Regions from separate parts of the Mus musculus genome. Here region 2 is linked to region 1. The links are chromatin loops, found by intact Hi-C in ENCODE. Cell type or tissue: left cerebral cortex. All regions are shown on one strand.

The links. Peaks named below come from ENCODE experiments on the same cell type or tissue, not always from the same donor. Only the 100,000 strongest peaks of a DNase experiment are listed, where the experiment ranks them.
Region 2: it touches region 1 in a loop (6-fold over the local background); 4 of 42 quality-filtered maps call a loop at or near these places.

The regions. Positions count from the first base shown.
Region 1 is chr13:110,554,240-110,556,739 of GRCm38, forward strand. No RefSeq gene overlaps it. Among named protein-coding and RNA genes, the nearest start is that of Gm32990, 13 kb to the right of the region's middle. In left cerebral cortex, no CTCF peak of the experiment used is centred here; DNase peaks (open chromatin) are centred at 1,546 and 1,876; H3K27ac peaks cover 619 bases.
Region 2 is chr13:110,625,441-110,627,940 of GRCm38, forward strand. It overlaps Gm33045 (predicted gene, 33045), which reads left to right and starts at 1,805. Exons shown (of 6, transcript NR_167735.1): 1 at 1,805-2,009. In left cerebral cortex, no CTCF peak of the experiment used is centred here; DNase peaks (open chromatin) are centred at 375, 1,394, 1,947 and 2,397; H3K27ac peaks cover 2,467 bases.

The DNA of each region.
Region 1 (2,500 bases):
GTAAAACAAACACACAGATGAACTTTAAAAAAATCAGAAAAGTAAAAATAAACTAAATAGTAAAACTGGACATTTTGAACACTACAAACCTCACTTCTCAGAAGTGAGGCATTTTTATCTTTGGTGCATTTGTGTATGCATATGTTCAATTCAGTTGAATTAATATGGAACACATTAGAGATCTGAGTCCTGTTGACAGCTTGTAGGTAAAGAGTCTCAGGCTGTGTCAGGCCCCTGTCATTAGACAATGCCAGTAAACAATATGAAGATGATTACAGTAGGAAAGAAATAAAGAGAAAAATTTCAATTGTTTTAAAACACAAAAGTATCAAATATCTTTTGCAAATGCTTAAAAATTGTATGTACTTTCAAATTGCAATTTTGACTTGTCATTTAATGAATTTAACAAGTAAAAATGAATCCAAATGAAAACATAAAATGGTTTCAATTGAATTTTTTCTTCAAAGGCCTTTAATTCCAAAAATGGTTAGTTTTTTCACACACACTAAATTGTACTTTACCAAGTTTTATAAACACAAGAATGCCAAGTGACTTAACTGTAGATCAAAATGATTGAGTAATTTTATTTGGGGTCAAATTTAAATATGAATGAGGTTATAAATTTTACCACATTTCATTTTTTCTGAAAATGATTTCCTTCCTATATTCTCTTGAAGGAAAATGACTCCTATTATTAAAATCATTACAATAAAATATCAGCAAATGAGAATCAAAATTGAGTAGTTTTCTGCAGTCAGCTTAAAAAAACAAAACCAAAAGAAAAGCATAACAACAACAACAACAACAACAAGCCAAAATGAAACAAACAAACAAAAAAACAAAAAACAGAACCTCCAAAACTCTCAAACAACAAAATAAACCTCAGGAGAGCTGTGGCATATCTGAGTGCATTGCCCATCCCTGTGAACTGCATTGTGACCAGCTTCACAGTTGGCCTGTCTATAGTGTAGAGAGTCATGGCAGAAGGGCCACAAAACACTATCTTGGTTGAGTGAAGTGAATCCACTGTTCTGGGCTTTCAGGTCATGAGGCCATGTGTCCAGCTTCCCTGTTTATTTGTTCTTTTGTTTTATTTTCTGGCTCACCAGTTAGACAATGATCTCCTCCAGTTTGTCACTCAACTTCCCATAGGTCATTCACAAGTTACTCTTCTGAAGATGACTTTATTCTCCATATATTCAGACTGGAGACTCTGGCAGGGAATGTAGGGCACCTGCAACACTACCCAGACCCACTTCCAACCAGAAGCAAAGCCCAGACCTTTTTGTGTATTTCTTTGATTGCTAACATTGTCACTAACTAAAAGTCCCAACACATAGCCTATATTTTGTGACTGTCCTGACTGCTAGTGTGGTTATAAATAGAAGCATTGTGTGGGATTTCCAGGAAGCATCCTTAAAAGCAAGGGACCCTTCCCCTCTTCCTTCTTCCTAGGATCTGGAATGCGGATGTGATAGCTAAAGCTCCAACAGCCATGATGGTCTCCAAGACAACCTGGCAGGGAATCACAACAGGAGGAATCTGGCTTCCTCCTGACCTTGAAGTTGCCAGAAGATCCTGCTTGTCTGTCTGTCTGTCCTGTGTGCCCAAAAGGTCTCAAGTAAGGCTCGCCATGCTTTGAAAAATATCAGCAGTTTATATATCTATCTTTTCTTTATATTATTAGCTCTTAAATAAAAGGATGATTATTATTTTTTTAAGCAACTTTGCAAAGCTTCTAAAATGAAAGGGTTACATTAAAGTGTTTTAGCGAATGCATTCATGAATAAACAAATTTATAACTACGTGTGACTCAGACATTTGCATGGTTCTTTGACTGTGAAACGCACAGATGTCTACACATGTGCAAAACCTTCAAGCGGAAATGGGAGCCCTGCTTTTACTGCTGCATGCTTTATGGTAAGTCACACTAATTTAGCATGTTTATTCTCCTCAATGTAAGAAAAGACTTACAGAAAACACTATTAAATTTCAGAGCTGCTCCTACTCATCACCGTCTCTTGAAAAAAAAAAAAAAACACTTCCATTTCTATTTTCCTAATGCAAAGGTAAGATGTCTCTTGTATCACCAGTGATCACTGGTGCTAGTTGCCAGTGGTTATATGGTGTCTGTCAGAATCAGCAGCAGAATATAGAGAACCCCCATGTAGGAGTGGCATAGGAACAATAGTGACTTGTTTTCATCTCATATCAGAAGAATCCCAAGAGATATTATCATATGTTAACATTTGTTGGAAATATCAGAGTTTAAAGGTCCGTTGTTGAGGGTTAAGGGACTTTTTAGAGGTAGCTTTTGCCAAGGCACGTGGATGAGGCTGAAAATGGAGGCGTGGCATCATGATGGTCAGGCGAAACCCAGCATCACGACTGCTAGGGAGCTTGGTTAAGTAGGAGAATTCAATGGCTTGTTTACTAAAAGGAGACCATTGCTGCTGGGAGCTTGGAGAATTGTTATGGTCCAGAATTGTTAAGCTTAGGG
Region 2 (2,500 bases), 71 kb after region 1:
AGCATTGCTCATAACAAAGGGTAATTCTACCACAGCATGGATGATATTGCAAAGCAAAAGATGTCAGCCTACAAAGGCTGCACACCATGATTCTAGGTTCCAGGATTACAGAAAAACACAGTATAGAGATACCAAGACCGCACTGTATGAATTCCTCTTTGCCCTTATAATCAATATCAGACAAGGAGCAACTTAGAGAGCAAAGCTACATTTGGTTTCCAGGAAGAGAGTGCACTGTATTCATGGAAGCTTGGGGCGGAAGCATCCCCTGGGTGTGCCAGCAGGAATGTGAGGCTGCTTGCTCACATCTAAGAAGACAGAAAGGAACTCTGCACTAGCTGACTTTCTCCTTTCCCCTCTCTGTGCAGTCCCGAACCACAGCCTGTGGAATGGGTCCACCCACGTTTAGTGTGGATCCTATCCCCAAAGCTAATCCTCTCTGGAAACGCCCTTGGAGACACACCCAAAGACATTCCCGAGTCACACCCTAAATATTACTTAATCCAAACAAGTTGACCTTGAAGATTAACCATAGCACAGAAGTTAGAGGTGCACACTAGCAGGTGGAGTACTGGGGAGTCGGTGCCATGAAAGGTATTCTGTATGTTATCACAACAGTGTGCTCATGACGACGTATGTGAACAAAATCCTGTGGAACGAACCCCAATGGAAATGTCTTACTTACGCTAGTAATAACTGGTAGCAATGTTAATTTATTACTTAGAGCAAATGCTTCTCACTGATGCAAGATCATCGCAATAAAAGAAACCGTGTGAAGCAAAAGCTTTCAAATGTTTGTTTTTAAAAACAAGCATCTTCATACCTCAAGCCTTCTTTGTCAGAATGCATTGTGGGTGCCAGAGACACCTGATTATGTCATTGTCCCGGAGGCTTTAGCACATAATTTAGCATGGCCATCATCAGGCTAAGCAAGAGCCTGAGAGTGCTCACGTTGTCCAGCACACTGAACTGGAACGGGTATGAGATGCTGGGTCTCTGAGAAAAGAAGAGTGTGGCGTTGAGGGTGTGAATTTAACTCTTCACTTGTGCTGCTTTGGAAGGAAGGGGTTAAGGGTTTGCCTGGCTGTGGGAAGTTCCAAGAAGAAGGACAGCAGTGGGGGAGAGTCACAGAAGCAGAAGCAGAAGCAGATAAGATTTCTTAAGAGGTGACATTTCCTCCTCGGGAGCATCCTGGACTTTGCAGTTTCTTTGGAAGTGAGGGTCTTTCCTGCTGTCACTCTGAGCCTGACTGTCTCTTTCTGGGGCTCTTTTCTGGTTTCAGTTTGTCTCCAAGTAGGAAATGTTAACAGTCATTGCTGTGGGAATATCAACCTCATGTTTTTAATAGGACAAGTAGCCGATATTAGAGATATGGGTGAATGAAGGTATGCACTTGCATGGTGTTTGTGCTACCCAGAATACCTCAAGTTCAAGGCTGTTGTATCAGTCGGGGAGAAGACTGGGAAGATGGGTTCCTAGTAAACACTTGAGCACCACTCACAGGTCCACTGTTTATCTGTTCTCTCCAGCAAAGAGCAATCACCAACAGGTTCTTTTTAATACTAGTCTAGACGAGGTTTTGCAATGTTGCAGGTTCTTAATTGTAGTAATTACTGCCTGAGAACAATTAAGCAGTCACTACCAAACATTTCTATTGAGTGAATCTAGTGTCCTATTAATAAACAGTCATGAACTTATCTCTTTCTGGAAAAACCTCCCTAGCTGGTTCCCTACTACAGAAATCTCAAGCGGCGTTTGTTCCCACACATTCAGAGTTTGTAAAGCAGCTGTGTCCCCCTGAGCCAGACATGGTCCCCGTTCCTCTGAGGGCCAGAGGCAGGTTCTGCAGCTGCCTGCTGCCCTGACTATGTTCTTGTTACTAATTAAAGGTAGTGGCTGTGAATTCAGTGTGATACACAATAAGTATTCATCACGTAAGCCTGGGTGACCTGGATCTGCCTGCTGTGGATCCTGTTTCCCTCTGCCTGGCTCCTTTGCAAATTGCATCTGTAAGTATCTTTTCTCAGGGGAAGCAATTTCTAATCTTTAGATCAAAGCCAAGCGTGAAAGATAGCTTATCGTTTTTTTTTCAAATCATGAATTTCATATTCTAAATTATCATTTTATCTACAAACACCTACATCAGTGTTCTAGCCGGAACAGTATTTCTTTTCGTTCCTCTGTTCATTTGCTGGGCTGGATTTATTTTTTCGAGAGGGTTTCTTGTAAGCCGTATTCTCTTTCCTGCATCACATTGTGGAAACATAGGATGGCAAACTCAGCTGTCAATCAAAGTGCTCTCTGTTCTTAGTGAAGCTGAGTCAGTCCAGCCCTAGGAGGAAGCGTGTGAAGGAGGCTGTTAAATCTATTCATAGATGCGGAGATGTTCCAGCCGCGGTGAGAGGTTGCAAATGACGCATGAATGCACCAGCAGTGGTATGGAGGAGGAGGCTGCTGAGGAGGAGGGAGAGCAGAAGTGGGGGGTTGACGCAGGATCAGA